Linked DNA regions of Homo sapiens: regions 2, 3 and 4 are each linked to region 1. A link is a contact called in ENCODE Hi-C or POLR2A ChIA-PET data. All regions are on one chromosome and are shown on one strand. The core of a region is the stretch at or near the end of the contact, and the rest is flanking DNA. Distances in the headings are between cores, read along the strand shown. Region 1 holds the start of CLK4 (CDC like kinase 4). Region 2 holds the start of KIAA1191. Region 3 holds the start of ZFP62 (ZFP62 zinc finger protein). Region 4 holds the start of RNF44 (ring finger protein 44).

The links. Hi-C counts contacts between places; a loop is a spot of excess contacts on that map. ChIA-PET counts read pairs that join two places held with the same protein, here RNA polymerase II (POLR2A). Pooled maps may share reads with other maps.
Region 2: a map with no recorded cell type shows a loop between it and region 1 (19-fold over the local background). The contact joins the promoter of KIAA1191 here to the promoter of CLK4 in region 1. A Hi-C loop is called at or near these places in 1 of 37 single-sample maps with no recorded cell type and 7 of 50 pooled maps. POLR2A ChIA-PET finds 5 or more read pairs at or near these places in 1 of 52 experiments (activated B cell).
Region 3: a loop to region 1 is called in a pooled map, with 17 times the contacts of the local background. The contact joins the promoter of ZFP62 here to the promoter of CLK4 in region 1. A Hi-C loop is called at or near these places in 1 of 37 single-sample maps with no recorded cell type and 8 of 50 pooled maps. POLR2A ChIA-PET finds 5 or more read pairs at or near these places in 1 of 52 experiments (activated T-cell).
Region 4: a loop to region 1 is called in a map of gastrocnemius medialis, with 11 times the contacts of the local background. The contact joins the promoter of RNF44 here to the promoter of CLK4 in region 1. A Hi-C loop is called at or near these places in 1 of 168 maps with a recorded cell type or tissue (gastrocnemius medialis), 1 of 37 single-sample maps with no recorded cell type and 15 of 50 pooled maps.

Annotation. Positions count from the first base shown.
Region 1 is chr5:178,625,558-178,628,667 of GRCh38, reverse strand. It overlaps CLK4 (CDC like kinase 4), which reads left to right and starts at 1,618. Exons shown (of 13, transcript NM_020666.3): 1 at 1,618-1,722. RefSeq lists enhancers at 1,650-2,259, 1,992-2,672.
Region 2 is chr5:176,360,163-176,363,272 of GRCh38, reverse strand. It overlaps KIAA1191, which reads left to right and starts at 1,509. Exons shown (of 9, transcript NM_020444.5): 1 at 1,509-1,671. RefSeq lists an enhancer at 1,434-1,753.
Region 3 is chr5:180,859,703-180,862,812 of GRCh38, reverse strand. ZFP62 (ZFP62 zinc finger protein) reads left to right here and starts at 1,537. Exons shown (of 2, transcript NM_001172638.2): 1 at 1,537-1,594. The coding sequence starts at 1,594. RefSeq lists enhancers at 494-1,400, 1,878-1,957 and a silencer at 1,328-1,777.
Region 4 is chr5:176,535,833-176,538,942 of GRCh38, reverse strand. RNF44 (ring finger protein 44) reads left to right here and starts at 1,541. Exons shown (of 11, transcript NM_014901.5): 1 at 1,541-2,003. It overlaps LOC124901143 (a long non-coding RNA gene), which reads right to left and starts at 1,014. Exons shown (of 2, transcript XR_007059071.1): 1 at 820-1,014. RefSeq lists enhancers at 548-727, 968-1,407 and silencers at 1,518-1,777, 1,858-2,047.

The DNA of each region.
Region 1 (3,110 bases), core at 369-2,868:
TATTATCGCCCAGACCAGTCAGCTCAACATTCTATCTAATAGATTCCCTTGAGACGGGATGTGTAATCAATTGTAGAACCAATACATTTCACTCTTTGGGCAAAATCTGTTAGCATACCAGGTGGCTCCAAATACTCCACTATTTGAGGACTTCACATCTAACTGGAGTAGTCAGGAGCCGGGAAATGGGTGGGAACTCATGTCAGAGACAGCATCTTAAAGAAATGGCCTTTCAAGGATGAGTAAGATTTAAATTTGTAGATGCAAAAATGGTGGCTATTCTAGATGAAAATAATATCATTTGTTTCATTCTGTAGCATAAAGAGTTTACCCTTCCAGTTTTCCAAGTTTCTTTTCAACTTCGCTTCTTGGAGTGCAATCTCCATGAAAATTCAACTTACTTTTTGAAATGCTGTACAATCTCCGAGATTTATCTAAATTTACCCTACTTACCCAAACCAGATGGCACAAGTTTCTATCATGTTAGATCACTAAAGGTATTTCCGTTCCCTCCTTTCACCTAACAGGATAACAGGTCTCCCACATGCTACTGGGCTAATACCCGCAAGAGTTCAACCCTACCCTCCCAAATTTGATTTCTAGCTTTCCCTTTTATCCAGCGAATCCCCGTCAGAATACAGAAGCCAACCCCCACCCCGCCCGCCGTCCCCCCCCACGATCTTCAGTCTCACCTAAACCCTTTCCCTCACTTACGCCCTTCCTTGCTTTGACACCCTATTCTTGGTTCTCCTCCTCTGCTGATCATTCCTTCTCAGGCCCCTTTCCCTCTGGCCCTTGAGTGTTCCCCACAGGGCTCCGACTTTGACCCTAATATTTCTCATGTTACATACTTACACGGGGGAACTGCCTGAGGGTCCTCAGAACTGCAGAATACCTTATTTGAGGTAAGCAAGCCCCATAACGGACTATCACTAGCTCAGAGACATTTTTCAGCCTTGAATAAAATCAGCCCGCAGGGACAAAAAAAAATGGGGAAAACTTCGTTAGGGAAACTTCCAGCGACCTTAACTGCTCAGGAGGTAGGGATCCTAACAGGAAAACCTTGTCAGGAGTCTCCATTGAAACCTCCGGGTTTTTGTTTTGTTCTGAATAGGAGCACGTGCCTTGAAAAGATTAGCACCCCTTGAGCTTGTTTTCTGAGACAGCCTCTTTGTCCGAATCCACCTTAGACTGGAAGCGCCAAGTGGGCAGGACAAGCACCCAGTCCAGGGAACAGCCCAGGGACCAGCCAAGGCCCGCCCTAGGCGGTTTTGGGGCCGTTGTCGGGTGCCGGCTGCGGGAGTTGAGGTCCCGGGGGAGGGGGCAGACACGCGGTACACACTGAGGGCGGGACACGGGCGTTCCTTCCCGGTTCCACCCGAGCCCGTAGAGAACGTAAACACCCTCCCGGCCTAGAGGCCCCGGGACCGGGTGGGCGGGGGGGGGGGGGTGGAAATGCTTGGGCCGCGCAGCCGCAGTGTGGAGGCTCGAGCCCCGCTCTTACGTCACGTGGAGCCCCGCCCTTAGGTGGAGCGGCGGGAGCGCGCAAGGTTCTGTCACGCAGGCGCGTTCGCGCGGCGTAGGTGGTGCTAGAGGCGACTCGGGGGATTCTAGGGCGACGGCGCTGCCGCCATTTTGTGGGGTGTTTGTCGCAGCGGCCGAGGAGGGAAGACGGCAGTTTGGCGACATTTCTCGGCCGAAGGGCCATTTGCTTTTGCGGAGGTAGGGTTGCAGATGGTGTGTGCTGGGACAGGCGGCTGTCGGTCTTTAGGTCTCCGAGCCAGGTGTCGGAGAAACGACCGCGTTAGGGGCCTGGGCTTCTGGAGCTGAGTTGGGAGTTCTGCGAGGCGCTGCTCGGCTGGTGCACGCCGGCAGCACCGAAAGTTGCTCGGGCGTCGCGGTTCTGCCGCTGACCCTTCTCTGAGGGCCCTGGCCGCTCGCGTCGCGGCTCCGGAGGCCGTGGGCTCGCGGTCCCCTGCTGCCTGGCGAGCGCGGCTGTTGGTTAACCCTGTCGGGACCTCTTCCAGCCGGCGGGCGCTAGGACCTGTCGGGAGACCCTTCGAGAGCCGTCTCTGGCATTCGTGTTGTCGGAGATCAAGTCTTCCCCTGGATTCCTGGCCTGGGCCGTTTGTAGCGTTTCGGGGGTTTTCCAGAGTCAAGCATTTGCCCCTGTCTTGAGTGCGCCAAAGGCACTGGCCGGGTGCCCAGGAGCCGGGAGGTGGGGACCGGGCGTCCGTGCAAATCCAGGTGGTTGAGGGCAGTAGCTGCTTGTGAGAGGTGGAAATTTGCGGAGGCTAGTCCTCTGTGCTATGCTGAACACAACATTGTTGCAGCGAACCTGCGTTTCTGGTGGTTTTGCATCTTATTATCCCTGGTTGCCTAAATAGTCCAGATAGGCTTATCCGATCCTTAGGAAACCGCCCCGCAAACTGAACTCGCCAGCCACTTTGTCTTGCCTCATAGCTGTCCTGTGCGATTGTGCTTTTTACACACCCCTACAGGCTTGTAACCCATTAAATGCAGTCCTCTTGGAGCCATCCAATCCTAAACTTATAACCTGTTTCGATGTTTTTAAGCCATGTACGTAGCGTAAAGTTGTCAAGAACTACAGGATCTTAAGGGCAGTGGCGATGGATCTACATATGAGATCCATTGTGTCATTATTTTTTGAAAGATACCTACTCTAGCATGTGGGATGCTTTATTAGAGGCAGTGTCATGATTCTAGATAGCTTTTCTTTTTTATGTATGCGAAGGAACCTTACCACGTAGAACGTGGGTCGGGTGATCTTTGTGCCTCCAGATAAAATATTTTTGAACATTGCAGGGTGAGTGGGGGAGGTCAGAGGCTGGGACTAACAGCTGAATTACATTTGAAGTAGTGAACTTGAGAAGAATTTTGGACTCTCACAACGGAGCTCGTTCTTATTTTAATGTTTGCATATTAACTGATAATTTGAGAGTTCTGTTTTGCTGGAGGTTAGCTGGTTGTAAGCAGACTTACAGTAGAAGAGGAAAAAACAAAACTGAAGAAGATACATAAGTCTTGAAAAAAACTTCATAGTAATGGAGGGTCATAATAATAACGCTCGGTCATCAGATGTGATTTTG
Region 2 (3,110 bases), core at 260-2,759, 2.3 Mb after region 1:
CCTGTTCTTCCTCCTCGTGCTACACACGTGGAAGCCTTGGCAGTCACTGGGGGTACCTAGGACAAGGCAGACTGCAGCCTCCGTCTCCCAGGTTCAAGAGATTCTCCTGCCTCAGTCTCCAGAATAGCTGGGATTACAGGCACCTGTCACTACGCCTGGCTGATTTTTGTATTTTAGTAGAGACGGGGTTTCGCCGTGTTGGCCAGGATGGTCTCGAACGCCTCAGCCTCTGAAAGTGTTGGGATTACAGGCCTGAACCACCGTGCCCAGCCAGAAAAAGTTGTTTTAATCAAATAGTAACTTCCAGGAAAGTCTTAAGTTTTCATGTATTTGTGGCTAAGAAATAAATGAGATGATCCCACCTTATGATCTACATAAGGGTGCAAAGTGCTATTTCTTCCTTTTCTGACTGAGAGGTGATATACATCCCTTCCTGTGGTGGATAAAGAGCAAGGTGCCAGCTTTGCTTCCACAGAGGTTAAAAAATATGGCATATTTTAAAAGCTCCAAATTAACAAAGGAACACCTTTAACACACACACGCACGCACACATATACACACAATTATACTGCAATGTAATTGTGCTGTTGATAAGCTAATTATAGAATTCATCAAAGACTTTAATTCTTAGTGCACTCAAGCACCCTGGTCTGGAAACAGCGCTTAAGTTTCAAGTCGCATGAGCAAGGCCTCTCAGTTCTGCCAGTACGGCTGGAAGCCTCAAATGCTGAAATCTAAATGTGACATTCACCCTGCACCACCAATCATAGCTCTCCTGAGATGAGTTTTGATGGCGAGCTTTGGACTGGGGTAGAAACGTGGATAGATTTTTGCAAATTCTGCTGTAACTTCGTTGCTTCGCCTTCTTTGTGAACCCTTCAGGGATAAGAGAAGTCTTCCTTCAGGATGTGACTGACACCTCAGCTGGCGCCTCTAAGCCTCACTCTCCTTTATGTAAAAGAGAAATGATATTAGGATCGCCTTCCCTAGGGGAGGCAGGTGAGGTCGGTTCCCTTTTTTGGTTCAGCTACTAGTACGAACCCTGCCTAACCCCGCTGTTTTGGGAGACAGTCCGTGCTCACTGCACCGCTTGCTAATCGAAGTGACTTCTCATCTCTCCCAGTCTCAGCTTCACCTCCGTGAAGTGGGAAAAACAGGATGACAAGTGCTCGCACTTGGCAGCCCTTTTTGAGCCTTGAGGGCTTGGGTTTGTGGGTGTCATTTTACTATGCTACCTCCGTCTTCCCTTAGCTTGTCACGGACCCAGGCACAGCACACGCGCTGAGGAAGTGGTGGTGAAGTGTGGCGTTTCCTCTCGGGGCTGGCGGATTCCACACTCGGAGCTGCGGCTCCACAACTCGCTGGGCGGCGAAGGGCATGGGGAGGGGGCGGGTCTCGCGATCGTGGACAACAACTCCCAGCATGCCCTGTGCTCCGCTGGGCCAAGTCTCGCGCGAGATCCCGCGGTCTCCGGAGGCTTTATCTGCAGTGCTGCCTGCCCGCTGGGTGGTACTGCTACCTAGTGGGTCTTGGGGACCTTCGAAATCGCCGCCGCTCTCACAATGGCTTGGGTCCAGACTGCGCCACAGCCTCTCGGGAGACGTGGGCCCTCGGAACCTTTTTAGTGCCGGACTCCGGGCCGCAGGCAGTCCCGCGGCAGCAGGATCACAGGTGAACAGATGGCGGGCCTGGGCCCTCCCTTGGGGCTGCGTTCTCTGGCGATCAGGAGGGGCGCTTCCGGCGAGGCCCGATCTCGGGGCCCCTCCAAGCCACTCCCCTCTCCCCGCACCTCTTAACCCTTCATCCCGGCTTCGAGCTCGGCTGGGTCGCCTCTTGCCTCCCTGGCTCCGCTCTCTGGGGTCTCCGTAATGGGGCTTCTCTCCGGGAATGCCCTGCAGCTCCCGTACGGGCTTCCCCTCCGCTTCGTGGGACCAGCCCAGCCCGAGCCCCCGCGGCTTGTCCTCAACCTCATCTCCCCACACCCCGCCTTCGGCTAGGGTCCTGGCCCTAATCTTAGCCTGGAGGGGTGGGTGAAGCAGCCGGCCTTTCGTATCCTGGCGGCACCGTCTTGTATATTGTGAAGGAGAGGCAGAGGGACGGTGAGCTGGGGGGTGGGGGCACAGGGAAAGGGAAAGGGGAAGGGGACGTGTCTGGGGCGGGAATGCTCCCTGGACTGGGAGGATGGCTGAATTCGGCCTTTGCGATGCTCGTTAGTGAAGAACTATCAATAACTTGTTTGCTCTGTCTGAGTCCTATCGGGATAGAGGGACGGTGTAGCAAGCTGAAAAACAAGAGTAACTTTCTCAGGCCCTCGTTTTAACTCCCCTGTAAACTGGGCATGAAACTACCTACCTTGCGCACGGACCACTTATCTGTGACCGTGGACAAATTTACTTAACTCCTCTGATTTTTAGTTTCCTTCTCTTTATTATTATTTTTAACATTTTTTTAATTTTTTTAATTTTTATTTTTGAGACCGAGTCTCACTCCGTCGCCCAGGCTGGAGTACAGTGGCTCGATCTCGGCTCACTGCAACCTCCGCCTCCCGGGTTCAAGCTATTCTCCTGCCTCAGCCTCCCGAGTAGCTGGGATTACAGGCGCCCGCCACCATGCCCGGCTAATTTTTGTATTTTTAGTAGAGATGGGGTTTCACCATGTTGGCCAGGCTAGTCTCGAACTCCTGACCTCAAGTGATCTGCCCGCCTGGGTCTCGCAAAATGCTGGGATTACAGGCGTGAGCCACCGCACCCGGCCAGTTTCCTTCTCTTTAAATTTGGGATAGCCTTTCTGTAAGAGATAGCTTAAAAAAAAAACTGGGGTCGGGCGCGGTGGCTCACGCTTGTAATCCTAGCACTTTGGGAGGCCGAGGTGGGCGGATCGCAAGGTCAGGAGATCAAGACCATCCTGGCTAGTGCGGTGAAACCCCATCTCTACTAAAAATACAAAAAATTAGCCAGGCGTGGTGGCAGACGCCTGTAGTCCCAGCTACTTGGGAGGCTAAGGCAGGAGAATGGCGTGAACCCGGGAGGTGGAGCTTGCAGTGAGCCAAGATCGCGCCACTGCACTCCAGCCTGGGCGACAGAGTGAGACTCCGTCTCAAAAAAAAAAAA
Region 3 (3,110 bases), core at 288-2,787, 2.2 Mb before region 1:
TCGAGGTGGGTGGGGTTGTGGCGTGAAGCCCAAATGCCGTCAAGGGTCTTATTGCTACAATGAAACGCCCATTCCCTCTACTTGAGTGAACACAGTGTCTCAGCACCCACATGTATAAAAATGAAAAATAGGCGTCGAGCTGATGCCAAACACCGGCTCACCCCAGCAATATGTAAAATTCATTCAAATAATATAAATAATTTGAGCTGTAAAACAAAATCCATCTCATTACAAGTTGTGCTTCCAAAGCACTTCACTTTTTGTCTAAGAATTAACAGTAAACATTTTGAAATATTTATATAATTTTGCTAATAATCCAGAAAATAACACTAAGAAAAAATGTAATCTACTTTCGTTACGGACATATATGCTAGGATAAACAATAAACAATAAAACAATGCATAGAACTATTTTACACTAGGATAAAATTCAATGAGGCACATAGAATGAAAATATTTTTACAGTAGAATAAAAAGCCGGTGAGGGACATAAAAGTTCAAGGAAAAAAACCCTAAAAGATGTAAAACTTATGACTGTTAAAAGTGGATAATACCAAATCTTCAGGGATTTAGATTCCATTGGATACACTTGAAAGCAATTTTGTTCTTAATATTAACAGCATGCCAAAAATATACCCTTTGCAATTATTTAAACTTAATATGAAAAATATTTAGATGTTGCTGTTTTTAAAAAAGGCTGACTATAGCCAATAACTTAGTTGTATATTTAAAAATAAGAATATAATTTGATTGCTTGTAACACAAAGGATAAATGCTTGAAGTGATGGACACGCCATTAACCCTGATATGATTATTACGCATTGCATTCCTGTCTGTATCAAGATATCTCACGTACTCGACAAATAGGGACACCTACTATGTACCCACAAACATTAATTTAAAAAAAAAAAAAAGGTCTTCAAAGTCATTTTAGGCCCTGGGTTTGGAAGCCGACACCGGCGGTGGGGTGGGCAGGGGGCGAGGTCGCTGCCAAGCTGGCGCCCCGGGTGGGAGCGTGGCCCGGTCCCAGGGACGGCTCCAGGGGCGCGCTCCCACTCCGCATCCCCAGTGCCTAACCGGGGGCGCTTCTGGTGCTGACGACCAGGAAGGGCTGGTGCTCTCGGGCCAGCCCCCAACCAGCTGAGAAGGCAATGGGTCCCCAGCCCAGCGCTGTCCTGCGCCCCTCCCGGATTCCCCCATTTCCCGCCAGGCCCCCACTTCCGGGAACGTCCCCGCACCCACACCTGGCAATGAATCACGTGTTCAGGAACCAGGTAGGCAGGTATTTACTTTATTACCTGTGCCCCTCCCCCAGCCTACCCCAGAAGCTAATGGGCACGGAAACAGAAAGCCCCGCCCACGGCCTCCTGGCCGCGCCTGGAGCGCGCGCCCTGCAGCTGGTCCTCAATAAATAGCCGAGGAGGCGCTCCCCTCCCTCCCTCCCGCCGGCGCCGTCGGCCCGGACCATCGAGTCAGTCCTCCAGCGTCCCAGAGAGGGCGCGGAAGTGCCCCAGGGCCGGCGCGGGTTCTTCCGGCCGTGCGGTCCGCGCTTTTGTCCCGCTGGCGGCCGGGTTCCCGCGGCGCCGCCACAGCCAGTACGTGAGTCCGCGGCCGCCCGCGCTCCCGCCCCCGGCCCTTGCCTGCCACGCCCTCCCCTTTTTGGCCGGGTCTTGGCTGCTCCGCGGGTCTCGGGCGGGATGTGGGAGTAAGCGTGCCCCCTCCCCGCACATGTCTCAGTGGGTGCGTTTCTGGGGAGCGGAGGGGAGGGAAGACCTCGGGCAGGCAGAGGGGTGCAGGGCGCGCCCCTGGAACAGACTGGGCTCTGTGTGGGCCACAACTGCGACGTTTGAACGGACCAGCGTCATGTTAGGTCTGCTCAACGTTCCGAGAAGGGCCAGGGCCCCGCTCCGGTGTTCCTCAACTATTCATCCCTGTTTTGGATGGGAGGGGATCCCTAAAAATTAGCGCTTCAAAATACCCACCATTTCGTGCTCCCTCTGCAGTTAAGTTTGGTACTCTAGGACTTGAGAGTGATTGCGAGGGCAGAGAGACCTCTAGGGGTGATCTGATTCGACCTTCTTCCCCTCCGCTCCACCCCACCACCTTTTTTTCTTTTTTTTTTTTGGTCGGTGAGTGATGATGATAAGCTCCCGCTGCAGGTGTGAATAGAGACCCCGGAGGTGCGTCCTAGCCCTCATCTGGGGAAGCGCACCTGCATACAGACGGGTGCACCGGGGAGGAGGCGACCTGCCGCGTGTTCCTGCAAGCAGAAAAGGAGTTAACTAGGTAGGGAGAGGAAGGTCGAAGAGTTTCTTAGACCCAGGGGACAGCCTGCGGGAACCCAGGGGTGGGACGGAAAAGATCACTGGGGAATGCCAGGGCTGGGTGTGCTGCTCTAAGACATTTAAAGTAGTTGGCCAGCAGGAGCATTTCTTTGTGAAAGCTCAAGGCTTAAAAAAAATAATAATATGAAATATGTAATATATTCATATGGCTGGGATATTAAAAATATAAAAAGTTACCAGTGAAAGATTTCTTCCCATCCCGCTTAGGTATCTTCCTAGGCCCTACCCTCTTAGGTAACCACTTTTGTTCCTTTGTATCTTTTCCGAATTTCTGCAAATACTGGCAAATATAACTAGTTAGTTCCCCCTTTTTTCACACAGGTGATAGAAATCCTTCTAACTCCTTGATTCTTTCACTTTATCTTACTGGTCTCTACATGTCAGAACACAGAAGTTGTGTTTTGTTTCGTTTTGTTTTACAGAGCTGTGGTAAGTATTGGATGGGCCATTGTTTGGATGTTTTCGATGTTCTGTCCTTTTTTAGATCTATTCGGGGGCATTTGGGTTGTCTCCAATTTGTTGTTACTTCAAACAATGGTATACTCAATACAGTGTATTAGGGTAGGGATTTTTACAGAAGAAACTAAACAGCCGTTAGAAAATTATTTTTTTACATTAACTCAACCAGTTATTGGCAGATTGTTACATATGACAAGTCGTTATCAAAATCACTGATGTAGAGTGTTTAAAGAACAAATAAGACGTAAGTAGTTCTTCCCTTCTGAGACTTGTCCCTATATTTAGTGTTACACTAGCCTAATAGACT
Region 4 (3,110 bases), core at 292-2,791, 2.1 Mb after region 1:
TGCAATATATACAATAGTCTATCCTACTGACCCAACTTCTCCCTTCCAGTTCTCCCTAAGGACAATTGTTAATCAGTTTCCTGTATACCCTTCCAGAAATATATGCAGATGTGGCATATGTCCAATTAAAGAAACCTGATACATACTGTTAGAACTGTTCAGCATCTTGGTTTCAATTTTTATATAAAATTTAGGATTACGAAATATACCAAAGCAGCATAGAAAATGAGCCCCCCATCCCCCTGCCCCATGGCCCACCACACAGGTTAACAGATGTTAACATTTTGCATTGGCGCCTTGTTTATGGCTGTCTTGGAGATAGCCCCGTGTCGCCTCCAGCTGCCTCTTTGTGGTAACTGCCCAAGAGTCGTTATTGATTATATGCATGCACCCAATATTCATTATTCGACCTGTTCCAGCTCTTGGATATTTAGCAAATTACTGATTTTCTGCTTATATAATTGTGGTGGAGGTAATACCCCATTTTGTATAAATTTTGCCCGGGTGGGTGGGCTTCGAGGCAAAGGAGAACGAGGCTCGGCTTTGGATTAGGTTCACACTCCTGCTCCGCCACACTTCTAGTTGTGTGATCTGGAGTAAGGGAAGGCCCTCACTTTCCCCATCTGTAAAATGAACTGGCTATAGTAATCCCTCCGTCTCATAGCTGCTGAGAGGAATAGAAAACTAAAGTATAGACGCTTCACTGGGCTTAGTTCCCAGTTTCCCTGGCTAGGGAGGTCTCCGCGGGGACACCAAACTCTCAAGCCCAGCCTAGCAGCTAGAGCGCCCAGCGCCTGCACTTTTGCTTTAAACTACAACCTGTTCCCCGCCTCTCTTCCTCCACCGCCACGCTGGGGGCGTGGCGGTTAAATGTCTCTGTGACGTCAGCGCGAGCAGGGCCAATCTCCTTGCCCGGCAGACGTTAGCTCGTTTGCATGGGTGGTCCGCCATTGGTCTGTTGGGCAATCTGGGCCGTACCAGCTTTTTAAAGACGCCGTGTAGTATAAACAAGGAGAAGTGGGGCGGCCGGGCCATGATGTCAGCGCGGTGCTGCAGCTCTTGGGGGTGACGTCATCTCCGGGAAGGTGGCCGGCCCAGGGTTGTTAGAGCCAGCATAACCACTTGGGCCGCTCTCGCCCCGTCAGAGGTCAGACCCATTGCACTTCAGTATCTCAGGCGGCACCCTGTCCCCGAGGAGGGGACCATGACACAGTAAGTCCGTACTGCCGGTTCTCCTGGCGGGACCCATTTCTTCGGCAGGGAAACTGAGCCTCAGAGGCGCGAGTAGTTAGCGAGTTTGCATAGCAAGTTCGAGTTGCAGCCGATCGGTTTTGCCCACCCTGGGGTCTCCCCATCTTTATGTCAGGATATGCGGCCCCGCCCCTTGCTTTTGACTATGGCTGCGGTCCCTTTAAGTGCGAAGGTGGGGGCGAGGAGGAGGTTAAAAAAATTCAAGATGGTGGCCCACTAGTCACGTGCGTGGTCGCGGCGAGTGATTGGCTCTCAGGGCGGAGCTCCCGGCGCGGGGCGGGGCCCCTGCGGGCTTGCAGCGGGCTACTGTTTGCCGGAGCCTCCCGGCGCGCCCCCGCGAGCCCCCTCCCGTCTGGCGCGCGACCCCGCCGCTTCGAATGTTGTGAATCAAATGTGGGGTTTGTTACATTCCGCTGCCGCCGCGGACAGTTCTTAAAGGGCCAGCCGCCGGCTGCCGCGCAGACCCAGCTGCGTCCTGCGCCGCCTCCCGCTCCCTGAGGGCCTGGGCCGAGAGAGACTGATCGCGCGTGGGCCTCGCGAGGCAGACGCCGTCGGGCGGACAACAAAGAGAGAGGCCCCGGAAGGAGCCGGGCTGCCCCCGGACCCGGGGGTGGGGAGGGGAGCACATTGTTCCGCAGGGCGGGAGCTCTTAAAGGATCCAGACAGGCACCCCCCCCCTCCCCCGCCCCCTGCCCAGTTTGGCCGTCCTAGATCGGGAACAAAGGAGTCAACGTGTGGCCGGGCGGCCAAAGGTGAGTCGGTGCCAGGGCCCCCAACTTCCTATTCCCCCACCCATGGACCTTCTGTTCCCCTCCCCTGGGAATGGGGGCCGTGATCTAGGTGGCTCCGTAGGGGTTAATCACGGGCGGTCCAGACTGCGGGCAGCGAGACCCCAGGGATCAGGAACCCCCCCCAAGGCCCCCCGTGGCCGGGCCGTATCTCCCCTCTCCTGCAGCTGAGCGCTGCGGTTGGAGAGGAAGGAGCCGCCCCCCTCCCCCTGCGGCCGCCACTTCCTTTGTTGTTGCTTTTGTCTCACGCCGAGCACATGGTCCGGGATCCTCGGCTCTTAAAGTCGCAGCGTTCTGGCCCCTGCGCTGCAGTCTCGCCTCCCGCCCCCGGTGTCCCTCCGAGAGCGGCGCAAAAGAGTAGGAAGCGGACGAGGGAGGCCCCTCTCGGGGCTGTGTCCGCGCCTCGGCCCCCCAGCACTATGCCTGGGGAGGGGTGGCTGGGTAAGCTTCCCAGAGCCCCACAGCGTGCACTTGGCCCGCGTTGGGGAGCCCCCCCTTCCCCAGGACCCTGGTTTCCTCCCCCACTAGTGTGACCACCTGGTTTCTTCTGGACTCTTCTGGTTTTATTTGGGCGCTGTGGGAAGGAAAGATTTCCACCCCCATTTTATAGCTGTGCCAACTGAGGCGCTCAGAAGCAAAGGGATTTCCTTGACCAAGGTCACTAGGGAGTCTTCTCTCCTAGTCTGGTGGTCCGGCCCTCAGCGGCCTCCAGGCACCACACGTTGGGAAGCTCTGCTTGCGCTGGGCAGAGCCTGCTTGTTTCGGGTGGGGTGTGGGGAAGTAGGAAGGGGGGCTTCTCTTCCTGGCTGAGTCTGCTCATGCCCCCAGGGTCTGACTTTGTTTTTATCTGCAAAAGGGAGTGTCTCTTCCTGCAAACAGATCCCTGGGGCTCTTAGACCAAGGTCAGGGTAGGTGCTTGGGGCACTGGACTTAAGGGGTTGGCCGGCTCTCATGGGTGGGTGTGGGGGGTTATGTTAACTGCAAAATGCATTGCGTGCCTGGGGCGGACGGGGCTCAGCGACGGGACTCTCAAGACCCGTTCACACAGAGCTCCGTGATAGGACAGCATGG